Linked DNA regions of Homo sapiens: regions 1, 2 and 4 are each linked to region 3. Evidence: chromatin contacts called from ENCODE Hi-C or POLR2A ChIA-PET data. All regions are on one chromosome and are shown on one strand. The core of a region is the stretch at or near the end of the contact, and the rest is flanking DNA. Distances in the headings are between cores, read along the strand shown. Region 1 overlaps IKZF1 (IKAROS family zinc finger 1). Region 2 has its middle 37 kb from the start of IKZF1. Region 3 overlaps GRB10 (growth factor receptor bound protein 10). Region 4 overlaps SPMIP7 (sperm microtubule inner protein 7).

Evidence for each region. A loop is a pair of places that touch in the nucleus more often than their neighbours do. ChIA-PET counts read pairs that join two places held with the same protein, here RNA polymerase II (POLR2A). Pooled maps may share reads with other maps.
Region 1: a loop to region 3 is called in a pooled map, with 4 times the contacts of the local background. The contact joins two enhancer-like sites. A Hi-C loop is called at or near these places in 2 of 37 single-sample maps with no recorded cell type and 2 of 50 pooled maps. POLR2A ChIA-PET finds 5 or more read pairs at or near these places in 1 of 52 experiments (CD4-positive, alpha-beta memory T cell).
Region 2: a map with no recorded cell type shows a loop between it and region 3 (5-fold over the local background). The contact joins two enhancer-like sites. A Hi-C loop is called at or near these places in 5 of 37 single-sample maps with no recorded cell type and 4 of 50 pooled maps.
Region 4: a loop to region 3 is called in a pooled map, with 6 times the contacts of the local background. The contact joins two enhancer-like sites. A Hi-C loop is called at or near these places in 3 of 37 single-sample maps with no recorded cell type and 5 of 50 pooled maps.

Annotation. Positions count from the first base shown.
Region 1 is chr7:50,328,962-50,333,096 of GRCh38, reverse strand. All of the region lies in intron 3 of IKZF1 (IKAROS family zinc finger 1), which reads right to left. Among named protein-coding and RNA genes, the nearest start is that of IKZF1, 26 kb to the right of the region's middle. Within about 2 kb of position 2,684, at least 8 of the 41 ENCODE cell types and tissues checked have a DNase peak (open chromatin) inside an H3K27ac peak, as active enhancers do.
Region 2 is chr7:50,265,819-50,270,151 of GRCh38, reverse strand. No RefSeq gene overlaps it. Among named protein-coding and RNA genes, the nearest start is that of IKZF1, 37 kb to the left of the region's middle. RefSeq lists an enhancer at 2,986-3,085. Within about 2 kb of position 2,516, at least 8 of the 41 ENCODE cell types and tissues checked have a DNase peak (open chromatin) inside an H3K27ac peak, as active enhancers do.
Region 3 is chr7:50,591,578-50,595,513 of GRCh38, reverse strand. GRB10 (growth factor receptor bound protein 10) reads left to right here. Exons shown (of 19, transcript NM_001350814.2): 18 at 1-77; 19 at 2,416-3,936. The coding sequence ends at 2,562. Among named protein-coding and RNA genes, the nearest start is that of DDC, 28 kb to the right of the region's middle. Within about 2 kb of position 2,394, at least 2 of the 41 ENCODE cell types and tissues checked have a DNase peak (open chromatin) inside an H3K27ac peak, as active enhancers do.
Region 4 is chr7:50,143,628-50,147,966 of GRCh38, reverse strand. The region is part of intron 7 of SPMIP7 (sperm microtubule inner protein 7); the gene reads right to left. Among named protein-coding and RNA genes, the nearest start is that of SPMIP7, 50 kb to the right of the region's middle. RefSeq lists a silencer at 2,131-2,180. Within about 2 kb of position 1,891, at least 3 of the 41 ENCODE cell types and tissues checked have a DNase peak (open chromatin) inside an H3K27ac peak, as active enhancers do.

The DNA of each region.
Region 1 (4,135 bases), core at 1,435-3,934, 260 kb after region 3:
TTTTTTTTTTTTCAATTAGGCTAGGGTAAATCAAATTCTGTTCAAACTATTCAACATGAAGGACCTAAGTTGTGCTGATTCAGTTTCTATCTCTCAGTGCTGCCAGGGAGCCTAGAGCCTATGCCTCTGAACACCACACTGTGAGATGCAAGCTGAAATAAACCACTCATGAAACCATGGCGATCCCCTCCCAACTTCAGGAGTTGGCTGCTCCAGTGCACAGAGCCAGAGAAGCACATTCTGGAATGTACCAGGGCATATAGAAATATACCTTATCTCCCTATATTCAAACTCATGTGTCCTCCCGCCTGAATAACTACTGCCTGAGGTTGTCCCGATTATCAAGCCAGGTAGCAAGTCATTTAGTAAGCCCTGTCCCAGGCCCATATGGGCCTCAATCCTTTGGCCTTCCACGGATTCAACCAACCCATCTCCACTTACATCAATCATGGTCCCAGTTCAGTCCTACAGCATTCCTGTGCCTCTGCCCTGGGTTTTTTCTTCAATTCTACTCTAAGCCCTAAATTTGCTTGTCCTCTTTCTCAGGGGTGGCCATCCCGTTTTCTAGCCTGCAATCTTTCTTCTCTGTCCTCTGGTCTTTTGCTCCTCTGTTCCACCCACCCAAACGCCTCCCCTGCTGCCTGATTTCATGGGGGAGGAATGCCCTTACTCACACCTCCAGACCTGTGGGCTTGTCAATAGAATCCTAGTGGCTGAGGACTCTTGGTTAATTTAGGACACGGAAATGTGTACAAGAGAGAAGTCAGTAACTGGCAAAAATGTATGTATAAAGGAGGAGGAAAAAAATGCAAGGATTACTGAATACGGGAAGAAAATAACTAAGTTTTTACTTTTCTCACACAAAACACTTATCTGCTCTCCAGACCCCAACCCTGACATAATTCCTAAACAAAAAACTTTTAAGAGCCCCTGCTCAAGAGTTTTCAGAACAAGTCTCAATTCATTTTTTTACTTCTCTAGCATGTGTGCCATGGCTGACTGAGTAAATCTGGGGTTGCCTGAAGAGGTCACTGAGTGCATCCTCGGCTTTAAACAGTTTCATACACAACCACTTCAGAGAGGTGAGAGTTCTCTAGTTTTTAAAAAGACCACTTCAGAAGAACAAGCTACAGTCTCACTAAATAGACCATTCTGATGACTAAACTCTCCTTGCCAAAAGGAGAGTAAAGACCACATCTCTCCTTTAAGTCTAACTTAAATTCTTCAAGCAACACTTTAAATCCTTTGTTTCATTTTCTTCAGACCGGGAAGAAAATGGAGGCCAACTGAGGGCTGCAGGGCTGCTCTGCCCTCTGGCTCTGTCTCCTTCTCCCCAAACTTACACACAAACCTAGAATGTTCCTTCCACACTGAATGAAGCAATGAGGTGTGAAACCATTATTTGTTTATTCTGGGAGTGACTCACCAATCAGTATAACTTTGCACCCTCCTCATAGGGAACTGATTTCCACCATTCCCATCAATTTGTTTATTAATATGGTCTGTTATCCTTGTTGAGATTAGATTTGTCTAAAACTGAAGGATGCCAGTGGTCATAACAGCTCACAGCTTTCCAAAAGTGTTCCTTGTCACTTTCTAAAGCAGACACTCTTGCAATCTATTATTAGCAAATAATTTCCCACTTTTTTTTTTTTTTTGCATCTTTTAGCTTCTCACCATTTCTCCTTGAAATTTCAACAGTGGCAGCTCGACTTGAACTTGAGTCAGGTGGCGGCCAGCACCCTTACTCTGTCCTTTAGTCTTGCCCTATTCTAACAAATTCTTCCTTTCTCTTTTGGCTGTTTTCAGTTTGTTTATTCTTTGGACCATTTTTTTTAAAGTAAGAAATCCCTCTTCTATCCTTGGTGCTGGTCATCTGTTCTCTCCCTTTTCCCAAGTGAAGCTACGATAGCTTCATTTACCCTTCTTGTAAATCTTTGAAAGTTCTATTTTGCACAAGTTGCATTTCTTTTTTCTGTCCTTTTTACTTTGTGTCTTTGCTACTCTGTCTTCAACAAATTATGTCTATATATGTTCCATCTAACCCTCAAGGCCATTCTGTGATGCAGGTTCAGTTACTATTGCCACCTTCAAAAGAGGAAAGTGAGGCTCAGAGAAGAAAAGCCTTGCCAGAAGCTCCAGGCCAGGGAGGAGAGGGCCTGGACCTGTCCCTTCTGAGGTGTGCCTTACCCACAGGGCACTCTCCGCCCCTGCTGCTCACCCTGCATTTCAGCAACTCCATTTCCTCCTCTCGGCCCCACTGCTTCTGTCTTTTCATTTCCTGCTGTGCACTCCTTACAGTCCTTTGCACTGATGACTTATTCCCATGGAATAATGTGATGAAATATGGTACCCAGGTTATTCCCTTTATCCACGAATTCCCCTACCTTTTTATATTGTTTCCTAATGTTCTCTACATACTTCATTTATTTAATGCTGTACACTACAAATTAATGAACAGCCTGTCACCACATATGAAAGCTGGCTGGTTTCCTTCCAGAACCATGGAGGGTGGTCTCTAAACTCAGCTCTGTGAAGAGCCCTCTCTTCCCTCCATGTCTCCTTGGGCACTTCGGTCTTGTGGAATCCTCTCCCTCCTTCACTTCCTCTTCTCAAGCCTCTCCTTTGTGTCGTGCCTGGTTTGTCATGTAGGCTTTTGCATCTTTTTTGCTTTCTTTACAGTAACCTATCACTCCTGTGGCCTCTAGCCCCACTGAGGAGCATTCAATCTCCCAAATCATCTCAGTGCCCACGTCACATGGCTGTTCCCGCCTGTCCACAGGGCTGCATCAACTGCTATTTACAAGCAAAGCAAAGAGGTTTTCTAGGGTTTTTAAATTTCACAATTCTGAAATCATATTTTCTAAATTACATCCTGAAGGAAAAGTAGACTGAAAATCATGTCAAACATGATAAAGGGCAGGGCCAGGACCCATGGGCTATGACAAACCCGCCCCTGACTCCAAGGTGACACCTGTGCTGGGGGCAGCTGGGACCGAGGGCAGGACTTTGAACCAAAAGACAGCTCTGGGAACCCATCAGTAATGCCAACCAGATACTGGGTGATCTCCCACCCAGGAAAACCCACCAACAATATGACGTCCGTAAGGGACAGGATACTGACACTGTTTTGAAGGCACGTGTGCTATTCTTCACTCTCCAGGAATCGGCCTGACTTTCAGTTCTCTAAAGATGCCCTAGCCACGATGGCTCACAGCCTCTAAGGGCAGCTGCAGGGATTCCAGGGAGAGCCCATCTCTTTCTCCACAGCGACCCGAGCTGGCCTCCTCACTCTGACATCCAGGCTCTCTGTTCATTTACATGGTTAATGGATCATTTCTTCTGGTTCAGTCCCTGAGCCTCTGTGTTCTTGGGCAGGGTGTGAGCATCTGTTTGCTCCTGTGTTAAGCAGGAAGAACAGTACCCTTGGCGCTGGGTGCTTCAGGGACTAAAAAAATCAGGGAACATCACCACCCAATGACTATTCCTGTGCCACTTTTGCAAACTTTTATCATATCTATGTACTACTATTGACTTGATGTTTTTATTTAAACTGATTTTTTAATTTATATGAATGTGTTTTGAAAGGAACCCTCGTAGTGGTACAGTGCATGGTAAAACCAGTATCACTTGCAATACATAGAAGACAATCTCAAAAATAAATACATAAATTAAAATGAAACATGATCCTTTGCATCCCAACTTTGGAAAACCCTGAAATGATATATGTATCTTTCTTTGGTAGAATAGAGTAGATAATTCACAAGTTCATTTCTCTTCCCCTCTACTTTCCACATATAGTAGCCATTTTCCAATAGGGTAAAATAATTCATAAATGTACTTGTTTTCTGGATTCATCTACACCAAATGGCTTTAGCCACCATCTTTATCTGTTTGTGCCATTAACTGTGCTGCTGAGTTAAAAAAAAAAAGAACCATTATACCTAGTCCACTTGGTTTCTAAGACACATAAAAAACATACAAAATATGTTTTCTTTACTTTTTCTTTTTTTTTTTTTTTTTTGAGATGGAGTCTGGCTCTGTCATCCAGGCTGGAGTGCAGTGGCGCAATCTCGGCTCACTGCAAGCTCCGCCTGCCGGGTTCACGCCATTCTCCTGCCTCAGCCTCCCGAGT
Region 2 (4,333 bases), core at 1,267-3,766, 330 kb after region 3:
AATTAAGAGTTAACCTCACTACTTTATGAAAATGCAAATTGAACATCGATATATAATTTAATGTCTATGACATGAGTAAAAATTTTTTAATTAAAAAACCTGAAACTTGTCTAAATGATATGGGAAATGTATCAGCTCCAATTTTAAAAGCTGAGAGCAGATGCCAGGGGCAGGATCCAGTGAATGGATCGGCAGTGAAATGAATGGCTCAGTTTCTCTCTACTTTTGTGGTCTGCCTTCTGCAGTGCCGGCCTGGTGGACTGCACTTGGTGGACCTTGGATCATCTCAGCCCTCACATCCAGACCTTGTATTCTCATGCCCTACCATTCAGAGAAAAGGATGATGTTTGCCCTTGAAGGTCTCCCACAAGACAAACTTCTTTTTCTCCAAGGCCCTAGCAAATATCCTTGCCTCTGATTGGATCCTAACCCTGTACAGGCCAAGGTAGTGTGATACCAGGATGGGTGTCAGCCCTCATGGCCACTCCTAAGCTGGTGGAGGAGTCAGTACCAATCATATCTCAGCTCAGAGATTTCTGAAAGAAATTCCAGCAGAGGTGAAGGCTGAAGAGTACATGAGGGATGCCCAGTAGAGGAAACCAGCATGTGCAGGACAGAAAAAAGTTACACAGTTTTATGTAGAGCCTAACAGGGGAGGATTGCAAGCATCTTAAGGCAGTGAGACTCCTGGGATGGAATGCCAGGCAGTGCAGACTGCCCTTCTGGGGACACACATCTCACACAGACAAATCCTGCTCTGGTCTGGTCTCCTTCAAACCTTGCCTGTCCCCTGTAAAGTATGCGCTCTTGCCCTTTCCCGCATTTCAAATGAGGAAAGAAGGCTGGTCCCTCTCTGGTACCCAGCAGTAGTGCTCATGGCAGCTGCTTGTTCATGGCTCCTGAGTCTCCCTGCACCTGCTATGTGTGTTTGCACAGCTCTAAACCACACTTGCCCCATGGAACAGCCCTCCTAACTGTCTTTCCAGTAGGTGGGAATTTCACTTCCTTATTTCCAGGCATAAATTATTGCAGATGCAAAATTGCGACCTTGTTTTAGACACAAGTGTTAAAAATATAGCTCTTAGATATTCAACAATACTTTTTATCCTCTCCTTTGAGCAGGAGGTGGCCTGAACTCAACTTGTTGGCCAATGAGGCCCTTGGCTTAGCAGAGCATGAATTTTGAGAGAGAGGTGGAAGGAGGTCAGTCTCTGGAGCACGTCATGAAGGTGGCATTTTGCTGCTGTTCCTCCTTTCATCCTATTCCTTAAGAATAACTACAATCTAAGATACTAGGCCCTATGGGGCACTGGAAGGGCCAATTGCCCACCATCCATCTTGCAAGGTAGTGGACACATAGGGTTACCTGGCACACCTCTGCCAGACAGGGCTGCTACATAATTTGTAGGGCCCAGTGCAAACTGAAATTAGGGGGTCCCTTGCTCAAATGGCAGGAAAAACATTTCTTCCTTCTTTCTGGGTCTCTCTCTTGTCATGGTGTTTTTTACTTGCTATTTAATGTCACATCCCTTGGACACAGGAATACTCATGGGGAGATTGCAGACACTCACAGGTACCCAGGGCCCTGTTCACAACTGTGTAGGCCCAACCATTCCCATGCACAGGCTCAGGTCCCCTCCCAGCAGATGGCAGTGGTTGCTGGGGGTTGCTTGGGCAGGTAGCTGAGAACCCATCCCTGGGAGGGGGAGGCACCTGGAAGGGAGCCCCACATGAGCAGAGTCTCCGAGTCCCCAATGCATGCTCCATTGCTTCGTCAGACTTTACGGACAAAACACAAATTCAAGGTAAATTTATTCACAGTTTCAAGACTGCAACCACAGAGCATTAACTGTAAAACCCTGAGAGACTGCACTGCTCGCAGGCCCATGAAGCTGCTCCTGTCACCAGGCTTAGTGGGTGGCTAGGGAAAAGAAAACAACCAAAAACACAGTGACTTGGATTTATCAACATTTGTAGGTTCATATGTTTGGTCTTTATGAGTTATGTGATCTTGAAAAAGTGGTGTAACCTCTCTGAACCTCAGTTTCCTCATCTGTGCATTGTGGCTAATCACTGCCCATGTAACAGGGCATTGTGAGGATGGAGAAGTCACAGAGTGCAGAGGCCTCATAAACTGGAGGGCACTGCCTTGGGAGGGGTTCCTACCCTGGGCAATTGATTGATTGGCTCTGGAGTTGCAGCTGCAAAGGCATGCTGGCCTCTCCAGTCTTGCAGTCAGGAAGGCTGAATGTGGTCAGCTGAGGTGCTCACTGCAGCCTCAGGCAGGCCTAAAGGTGTCAGCTGCAGAGTCTACTGCTGGCCTTGGCTGGCTACCTCTGATCTAGCATATTCCTTCTTTAACTGTTCTGCAACCAGGTAGGCCTCAGCTAGGCAAACCAGAGTCTTCTTGACTTCAAGCTGAGGAGCATCTTCTGAGTGCCTCCTGCAGCCAGACTCTTTGCTGAGCTCCAGGGATGGGGGATAGACATTGCTCTGTCCCCCAGGGGCTCAGACCACAAGCTACAGCAGTGAAATGCAGGGGCCTCGGGAGCCAGAGGAAAGTCCTGAAGAAGCTCGAGGGGAAAGTGTGCATTTCAGGCCCTGGGCTGAGTCTAAAATAAGGGAGTAGGCAGGTGAGAGAGGGAAGAGGGGCTCTGGATGGAAAGAGAGACTGCAGGGGCACAGGAGTAGGGGAGAAGCAACTCTCAATCGTGGTTCCAACTAGGTGGGCTTTTCTTCCTCATTCCATAGTGAAGCATCCTGGGTTCTGATATGACAGGTGGCAGCTAAAAACATCTTGGTTTTGCTTAGAGCTCGTTGTTGTGTGGTGGGAAGGTGTTCATAACAAGAAACAGCCTCCTCCTTTCTACACACCAGCTGAGCTAGAACTCTATCATGCAGCAGTGGGGCATTGCTACCAGAATGGCTGCTCTTGAGGGAAGGGGAAGACTGAAGATCAAACCATGCATGGTTCACAGTAATTGGTGCTCCTTCCCAGTTCCAGTTGAGCAATGTAAAAGAAGGTGACTAACAAGACATTAAACTGTGTGCATGTTTCAAAGCACACCCAGGACAGAGGCTCTCGGAACCCACAGGAGCCTGTGGTTTCTGAAATATGGGTGGGTGGCTTCCTGCAGCTGCAAGGCATGCTGGGGAGGGGAGATGAGATAGGCCGCGGCCCCGCCTCACCCCCTCTTCCCGAGTGGTTTGGCGCGGGTGTGCCCAGCCTGCTGCTCCTGGCCAGGCAGTTAGAGTGGAGGGAAACCTCCCGTTACCAGGAAAGCAAATAATGGGCAGATCAAATAAATCCATGTGGCTAAAATGCAAAAACAGATAGAAATCTATCTCAGGCCAGTGCCTGTGGGAGCAATGGGAAGAGATTCATTTTATTTTGCATATGTAGACAGTGATTTTAATGTTATGTAAATGCAGCCAGCGATTCCTAATTGCTCCTGAAATGCACGTGTCAGGGGCTCTGTTGCAGCACAGGTTGCTAATGATAGAAATAAGCTGTGTTTTTTACAAGGAAGGCTCGCGATTACCAGCTTTTGATTTTTCTTTTTTTTTTAAATTACAAATTTTAATTAGGACAAGCCAAGGCAATGAAGGTGGAGGGGCAGGACTGCAGAAGTGCCTGGGGTAGAGACAGCTCAGAAGAGTCACCTGGGCATGGAGAAGGGGTGCCACAGGTGGCCTTGCGGCTCTGGGTCAGCCTGAGAACAGACACTCCTGATTTCAAAGTGTAAAGTGTCATTCACCCCCTCTGAAGCACTTATCCAAGCTGACATACTGGGAAGTCAGGGTGGGAGGCAATAGTCTCTGGTTTCTCCAGGAAGATGAGCTGTGATGATCTTTCCCGGCAAAAAGCCGAGACTCTCAAGAGCAAAGTAGCATTGCACAGGGGCAAAGAATGACAGGAAAGTCACAAGTGTTGGGTGATGCAGACCACACACTTGGGGCAGGAAGAAGAGTTGGTGGAGCCCACCAGAAGGGAGGAGGTGAAGACCAGTAAAGGCAGTACAGCCCTGCCCCCTACCCCTCCTGCCCTGTGCTCCAGCACAAGCCCAGCTCTGTGACCCTCTTAACATAACACCCTCTCTGAACAGAGCAAGAGCCTCTCCCTCAGGCTGCAGGTACAGTGCCTGTCTGCTAGGCGAGACCCACCACCTTCAGAGATGCCACTTACCCAGGACACCCTAGGCTGTAGTGATGGCCTTTTCATCAAGATTATCCAATCTTTATCCCAGGACTAAGCCAGACCTCCAGAAATGTACATACCTGGACCCAATTCTCTGCCTCTCAAGACGACGCCACAAAGCTTTTCAGACTTAGA
Region 3 (3,936 bases), core at 1,145-3,644:
ACAGCCAGAGTAATCCAAAGGCATTTGTACTCACACTGTGTCATCACCAGAAAATTAAAAATTTCCAGATCTTACCTGTAAGTATTGATGTTCTCAGACCAGTCCTTGTGGTTTGTTTTCTGGTTTCATTCTTAATGCAATTTTCAAGTTATAAACCGACAAGACCGGTAAGTATCAGACAGTTTCAAGGCTGCAGTTAAGAAACTTTCAAGAATTTCTTTACAGGTTTGTCTTTTGAAATTAGAAAAACATTTCCCTGGAAATAATCCTGAAAGTGGTGATAGGGTGTTGAGGCCCCCCTTGAGCCTGTGAGCTCTTGGTTGCAGCAGAAAGGGTACTGATGGGGAGGATCAAGGTCGCAGGAAGGGGAGGTGGAGGAGAATTAGCTGAGGGCCCACAGCTGAAAGGGTACTGATGGGAAGGATCAAGGTCACAGGAAGGGGAGGTGGAGGAGAATTAGCTGAGGTCGCAGCAGCTGTGAGCACGTGGGTCTGGAAGGCAGGAGTTGTGCAGCAGGATTGCCTGTTGGCTGCTGGAGTCTGAGGAGTCTTGTAATTTGTCCTGGTGTACACCAGGGCTATCCAAGAAGCGTTAAGTGGCCTCCCAAAGAGTAATTTTGTTTCTCCTTCCACATGGTCCTTGGATCTAAAGACCATTCTCCCTTTGAACAATTCCAAAAACTTCATTACAGAATACATTAATCAACACTACTTTTTTTGACAAAGCACTTTATGTTTGATTCGCCTGATGTTTACCTCTCACTTCAGTATGCCACAGTTCAATTCTAGTTCATGATTAGAGTGCTAGATCAGCGCCTACAAGAATTCAGTTTAGTTGAGAATACAATACACAAAATTAATAGCAGCTGTTTACATGCTGAATTGATAAATTCTGCAGGTAATGATAATGTTTGTGAAATGCATCCTGTGGAACCCAAACTCTACCAAAAGAGGCTGGCTGGACAGTTTCCTCTCAGAGATTCAATCTGCATGTCAGCAAAGAAAAAGCTCTGAGAAGGCTTAAATTAACTAAACTCACCTGTTTTACACAGTTGAACCTGGAGTTCTTCAGGCTTATCTGACCCCCAGGACTTTGTTATGATCTCAAGAATCGTGTAGTGACTGGCAGCCATGGACCATACAGGATGAGGAGGGTGTCTTGCTTAGCTTTTGTGAGCCAGGGGAAGGCAGTGTGCCACGCACTGTCTTTTCTGTGGCTGCTTGCTTCCTGCTGTGTGCTGACATCCCCACCTTACTCGTGAGGAAAATGAGGCTCATGGCTGTCAGTGGCTTTTCCTGCACCGCACTGGGGTGAGGAACAGAATCTGGGGTTGAGCCCAGCCTTCCCAGCTTCCAGCCAACCTTATATGCAAATACAGGAATTACTGTCCTAGGGAAAGTGCTGCATAGACAATCCTTTTTGTTCTTCTACTGCATTATATTATTCACACAGTTATAATTCTTTTAGCTCAAAATATAAAATGAAAAGTGATTGACATTTTAGGCTGGATGAGTAAATTAAAAAAAAAAAAGAAAGAAAGGGGGCTTTCGTGGTAGGCAGAGTGTGTAATGCCCAAATCCTACAAGTAACAAAAGAACAGCAACTTGGGACTTAGGGCATTAGGTGTGCAGCCTCTGTGTGTGAAAACTGGCTGTGGGATGTGCTGTTAGCTCTAGCAATGGTTTTAGAGTTACGAAGTGGTTCCAAGCTCATTAATTAGCCAAGCCTTAAGGCTGACCTATTCCCTGTGAACAACACGACCTCCTTTCAGCAGTGTTTTGCACTGTACTACAGTCATCCAACTGAAAACTCACTGAGTTAAAATAGGTGTTAGGAATATGATTCTCTCTGGGAGATACTGTGGCATTCCCCTGCTTTAATAAAAATAACTGCCCCATATTCAGGGACCTAGGAACGGAATTTACCTGCGTGAGCTTATTAATCCCTCATAGCCACCCAACAGTTGCTTCATCATGGAGCAGAGTAAACCCCTGGGGCCTCAGGAGTTGGCTGAGGTCGTATAGTGAGGACCCAGGTTTGTGCAGTCTTCTCGGGGCATGCTGTGTGCAGTGGGTACTTACAAGTTAACTGGTAAATGTAATTCTCATGAGCTGGGTGAACTGGGGGCAACTTCGAGCCCTTCCCCTTGACCACCTTAGGGAGCAGGGGAGCTAGCTGTCCTCAGCAGCCTCCGCAGCCCACCCAAAGTCTGTCCCTCGCTCAGGGACATGGCAGCCCCCAGCACACATCCTCTGCTCCCGTCTTTCCCGCCCCTGGTGTTTTCTAGCCTACCTTGCCCTGTGTGTCCCTCTGGAATCAAATCATGGGCAGATGTAGCTGCTGCTGGCCGTGGGCCCCGTTCTGTTCCCTGAGGTGGCAGCCTCTAACCTGGCAAGTGTTCTTGTGTCTCTCCAGTGCGAGGACGACGGGCAGACGTTCTTCAGCCTAGATGACGGGAACACCAAATTCTCTGACCTGATCCAGCTGGTTGACTTTTACCAGCTGAACAAAGGAGTCCTGCCTTGCAAACTCAAGCACCACTGCATCCGAGTGGCCTTATGACCGCAGATGTCCTCTCGGCTGAAGACTGGAGGAAGTGAACACTGGAGTGAAGAAGCGGTCTGTGCGTTGGTGAAGAACACACATCGATTCTGCACCTGGGGACCCAGAGCGAGATGGGTTTGTTCGGTGCCAGCCGACCAAGATTGACTAGTTTGTTGGACTTAAACGACGATTTGCTGCTGTGAACCCAGCAGGGTCGCCTCCCTCTGCATCGGCCAAATTGGGGAGGGCATGGAAGATCCAGCGGAAAGTTGAAAATAAACTGGAATGATCATCTTGGCTTGGGCCGCTTAGGAACAAGAACCGGAGAGAAGTGATTGGAAATGAACTCTTGCCCTGGAATAATCTTGACAATTAAAACTGATATGTTTACTTTTTTTGTATTGATCACTTTTTTGCACTCCTTCTTTGTTTTCAATATTGTATTCAGCCTATTGTAGGAGGGGGATGTGGCGTTTCAACTCATATAATACAGAAAGAGTTTTGAATGGGCAGATTTCAAACTGAATATGGGTCCCCAAATGTTCCCAGAGGGTCCTCCACACCCTCTGCCGACTACCACGGTGTGGATTCAGCTCCCAAATGACAAACCCAGCCCTTCCCAGTATACTTGAAAAGCTTTCTTGTTAAAATAAAAGGTGTCACTGTGGTAGGCATTTGGCATATTTTGTGGACTCAGTCAAGCAACCACAGTCTGTTAATCATTTCTCTATGCTCAGATGTCAGATCCTCTTGTTATTAGTGTGTCTTGTTCTGCACAGTGCAGGAGACTTTATTCCTTTGGAAAATTCACTGTTCCACAAACAGCAGGCTGAATGGCCTCGCCTCTAGATTGACGTGGGCCAGCCTCCTTGAGACACACCTGGCACCCGTCATCGGCCAGCGGTGGATGCTGCATAATCCACCTGGGTACTTCAGCCTTGCGTTTCCACAGCCTTCAGCCTGTTCTAGAACGATCACTGCCTTACCCCTGCTGCTGCAGTGGTGTGAGTCGTTTCACGGCTGATGTCCCTCGGGGGATTAAAGGATCTAAAGAGAAAATGGCACCTGGTTGTCTTCGTGCTGTGTCTCATGGGTTTCCATAGTGATAAAGACAAGGAAACGCTGCAGGGGCCACAGGCACAGGCTGATATTTAAAGATCTTTGCTTGCAGCCCTCCGTCCTGCTGAAAACCCCCATAAGCCAGTGAACACAGAGCAGCTAGAGGCTCCTCCTCTGCTGGCTTAGGGTCAGAAGTACCTCACAGTGGTTGTGGACATGGAAGAGTTTTGTCAACACAACACTTTGTCCCCGCTCCGGGAGATGAGTCAGATGGTGGCTTGAGTTGTCACTTGGTCCCCTCCGCCCCTCGGGTGGCCCCCTTTGCCACGTCCC
Region 4 (4,339 bases), core at 642-3,141, 450 kb after region 3:
TAGTCGCATGTTCAAAGAATTCCACTCCCCATTTGAGGAAAGTAGAGAGACGCAGAGACCCACTTAAAAATAAGAAGTCTTCATTTTTGCCTTTGCTCCACAGCTTCTAGTCCTTTAAATACCTTATTTTGTACTCCCTAGTTCCAAATAAGCCAGGATTTTGTTCACTAATTGATAAATTTGAATATATTATTGCCCAAGTCTACAATGAATTGGTTCTCAACCAAACATGATAAAATAGAAATTAAGTAATTTAAGAAAATCAAGAAGTTTAGTAACTCAGAAGAAGGGAGCACAGATGGTATATAAGTTAAATATGAGAGGAAAAATGTGGAGAAAACCATGTTATACGTAGAATATATGTATTGTATATGTGCATAAAATTTAGGCATGCATAGAAATTCTCACTCTACACTGTAAACATGACTAATAGTCATTGAGTATGTTCTATATTCCAGGCACCCTTTTAAATGCTTGATGTAAATTGACTGTTTAATTCTCACAACAATCTTGTGTCATAGGTCCTATGATCATGTCCATTTTATAGATGGAGAAACTGACACAGAGAAAGTCTAAGTATCATGGCCAGCACCAACCAAGCTGGCAAGTGGTAGAACTGGACCTCAGTGCAACTGAACTGAATAGGAAGGACCATTGGCATTACTCCCAGCCCAGCCAGGAGAGCCTCATTAGCTCACAGTGGGCTGCAATTATACAGGGTGGGGTGTAAGTGCAGGTTCAAATCAATGTGATAGTCTTTTATTTAGAGCCATTCTATATCAGCTACAGTTCTAGGCAGACATCAAGCTGACTTAGCTCCCAACAGCTTTCACACTAATACTTTTAATTTAAAAAATGCACATTTAAATGTTTAAAGATCCCAAGTGAACAAAGACCATGGATGCGACATAAGGGAGGGGGGTGTGAGACAGACACATTTAATTCCAGGGCTGCCCTGACCAGCTGTGTGAACTTAGACCTCAACTGAAGTTTTCTCAGGCATCCTCACCTATAATTGGCCATCAGTCAGGGTAGCTGCACTCCCTTGGAGGGTGCTGGGGGCGATGTGATGCAAGTAAAGGCCTGGCACAGTGCCCAGCATGCAGCAGGTGCAGACCCATGTGAGAGGAGCAGCAGGTCATGGATGGAAGTTAGGGTGGGCAAGGGGAGCAGAAAGTGGGAGACGGAGGAAGAGTAGTAAATTCCAGGCTTGGACTTTAAGGAGGGTCAGCCCAGAGGGCTGAGAGAAGGGAAGGACTGCAGAGAACTGTGAGGCAGATGTGGCTGGAGGGGAAAAGACAGGAGTCCATTGTGAGTTGGGGTTTGTCTGATTTTATTGTTCAATGACAAATGCAAATAAAACTGGAATCATTTTGCAATGACTTTGATCACTGGATTGCATTTTTCTGAATATCATAAGATGTCGTGGCCACAAGATATTTTTTAGGAATTGCAGGTTTATTGATTATTCTCTTCATCTGGTGGGTATATTCTTTCCTCCTGTGTTCTTGGGATCTTCAATTCTTCCATTTAGGAGGGAATGTAGAAACAGTATAACTCAAAGCTCCAAGAACCCATTATTTGCCAAAGGCAGAAGCCACGTTTAATGTGAGTTAAGGCAAGAGCTTGCCCTGGGGATTAAGAGGCCAGTTCTCTGGACTTTTTACCACTCATGAAATGAGTGATCTTGGCTCTTTATGCCATTTCCTCTGGCCTCAGCCTCCTCATCTGCAAAATGGGGATAGAACTTGCACCTTCATTTCTGGCCTCATCACACTATTTGAAAAACAAATGAGGGAGTGTGTGAAAGTAGTCTGAAAAGGCAGAAGTATTGGGCTGATCTAAGGAACTACTATTCATAGAGTTATTCTTTAACCTGGGTTGTGGTAAAATTTTGTTAAGCTGCAACACAGTCCAGCGACTGACAGGGAAGCCCCCTTTTCCATGGGAGACATGTGCCAGGGGCTGCCTGGGGGTCCATGTTGGACAATTCCTCTTTATTTGCAAATGCTTCCTCAGAGCAATCATTGAGGTCAAAAAGCACAGTAAATATGAAACCTTGTAACGTCCTTAGATAAAAGATTATAACTTAGTGGAGGATGGTACCTCATAGGCAGCTGCCTAGTTTGGAAAAACAAGCAAATGGTGACTGCAAGTGCTGGGTTTGGGTTCAGAAGGCATGGGCTGTGCTGCTCTGTTAGCTGGGCCTGCACCTCACCTTTGCTGAGCCTGTTTATTCTTTGGAAATACAAGTGTGAGATGCATATATGTTAGATCTCAGGGCTCTCTCCCATATATGTAAGATGTATATATATATATATATATATATATATATATATATATATATACACACACATATACACACACACACACACACACGCACATATATATATATACATATATATATATGTATATATAATCTACAATAGAGTCTGTTACAAAAGAAAAAGTACCCCAACACTCTTTCCATATCCTTGGGAAAGGACAGAGATCTGCCATTACAGATGATTCAATTTTTATGTTCCTTGTACTGATGACTCATGACTGCAAAGCACTGAAATTATATGGGACTGTAAAATGGTTACTAAAAGGGACTGAGCTTATCTTCAAACTTGTTCACCGAGCCCTTGCAAAGAATATGGATCTTATACTGAAGAGGATAAAAACAACAGATTTGAAAAACAGGATTCTTTTTTTTTTTCATTTTTGAGACAGGGCCTCTGTCACCCAGGCTGGAGTGCAGTGGCGCGATCTTGGCTCACTGCAACCTTCACCTCCCAGGCTCAAGCGATTCTCCTGCCTCAGCCTCCCTAGTAGCTGGGATTACAGGCGCTCACCACCAAGCCTGGCAAATTTTTGTGTTTTTTAGTAGAGATGGGGTTTCACCATGTTGGCCAGCCTGATCTCCAACTCCTCACCTCAGGTGATCCACCCGCCTCGGCTTCCCAAAGTGCTAGGACTACAGGTGTGAGCCACCGTGCCAGGCCTGAAAAAGCAGGATTCTCATCTCAGTCTTACCTTAACTTTCTGCTTGACACAGATTATAAGTGCGGATGAATTTGCATCATTTTAAAAAAATTCCTGAACACTACCCAGATCCGGTCAACAGTTCATGTTTGTTGAAGAAACAAAGATAATTGTTTAGCTATACTGAGCTTCAATAATTTTTGTTGAACCCAATGACTATTTTGGATTCTTTCTATTTCCTAAACTAGTCTCAAGTTATAATAAGTTAGGAACTGCAGTAGAAACTGCGTTAACATTTTGAGTTCCTGAACTCTAAATGCCATTTAGTAACTGGGCATGCCTACCAAATTCAAAAATAATTTTAATAAGAAAACTCAGGCAACAATTTCATTTTTAGTGATTTGTTCCAAAAGAATGCATGGATAAGTGTACAAACATATATGTAGAGGCTGTTTTTGCTATATTGTTTACAACAAGAAAAGTATTCAGGGCTTGGGCAATATAAACTTGTTATAGATTTGGTGGGATACATCTAGCCATTAAAAAGATTTTAATATGCAAAAATATCTAGTGCATATTTCAATCTTACATACACACATACACTCCACCTATCCATGCACACACAATACACTTGTACATATATGTTGCACACATTCATAAATGCATGAGGGGAAGAGTCTAAAAAGAAATCAAACTTTTAATATTGGGATTGAAAATGAAAGAGATATTTTACTTTCTACACTTCAAAAATATCTGAATTATTTTCATAATGAACACTTTTGGAAAAAAGTTATTTGTGGAGCTTCAATGTTACTATTAAAGGTGAGCATAAATACTGAGCATAACCATTGGCTCACCAAACCTCTGTAAATTCACATAACACTTCAAGAAAATGATAGCCATAAGTTTAAGAACTTTTTAAGAATGTTTACATATTCTGACCCCAGAATCCTTTTGAAGGAATGTCACTTAAGTAAATAATTTCAAATCAAGAAAGAGTCATATAAAGAATATGGAAACAATTTACATATGTAACCTAAGTGAATGAGGCAGTTACAGTACATCTACACAAATAGAAGCTATGATAAGCTCATAAAAACATGTACCCATAATTATGTGGTAATGTTATAGTGGTAAAAATGTTCTGTGTAGTGTGATCATAGCTATGTAAATATACAAAAGCAAGATTAGAAGTGTGTATGACAGATGGAAATATGCCAAAATGTTAATAATGGTTATGAATAAGAGTTTGGTTATATTGTCATTGTTATTAATATTTCTATACTTTTTCTTTAATGATCAGATTCAGTTCTACAATAAAAATAAAAACTACTATTTTTAAGCTATTAGCACAATCACTACCAATATAAAA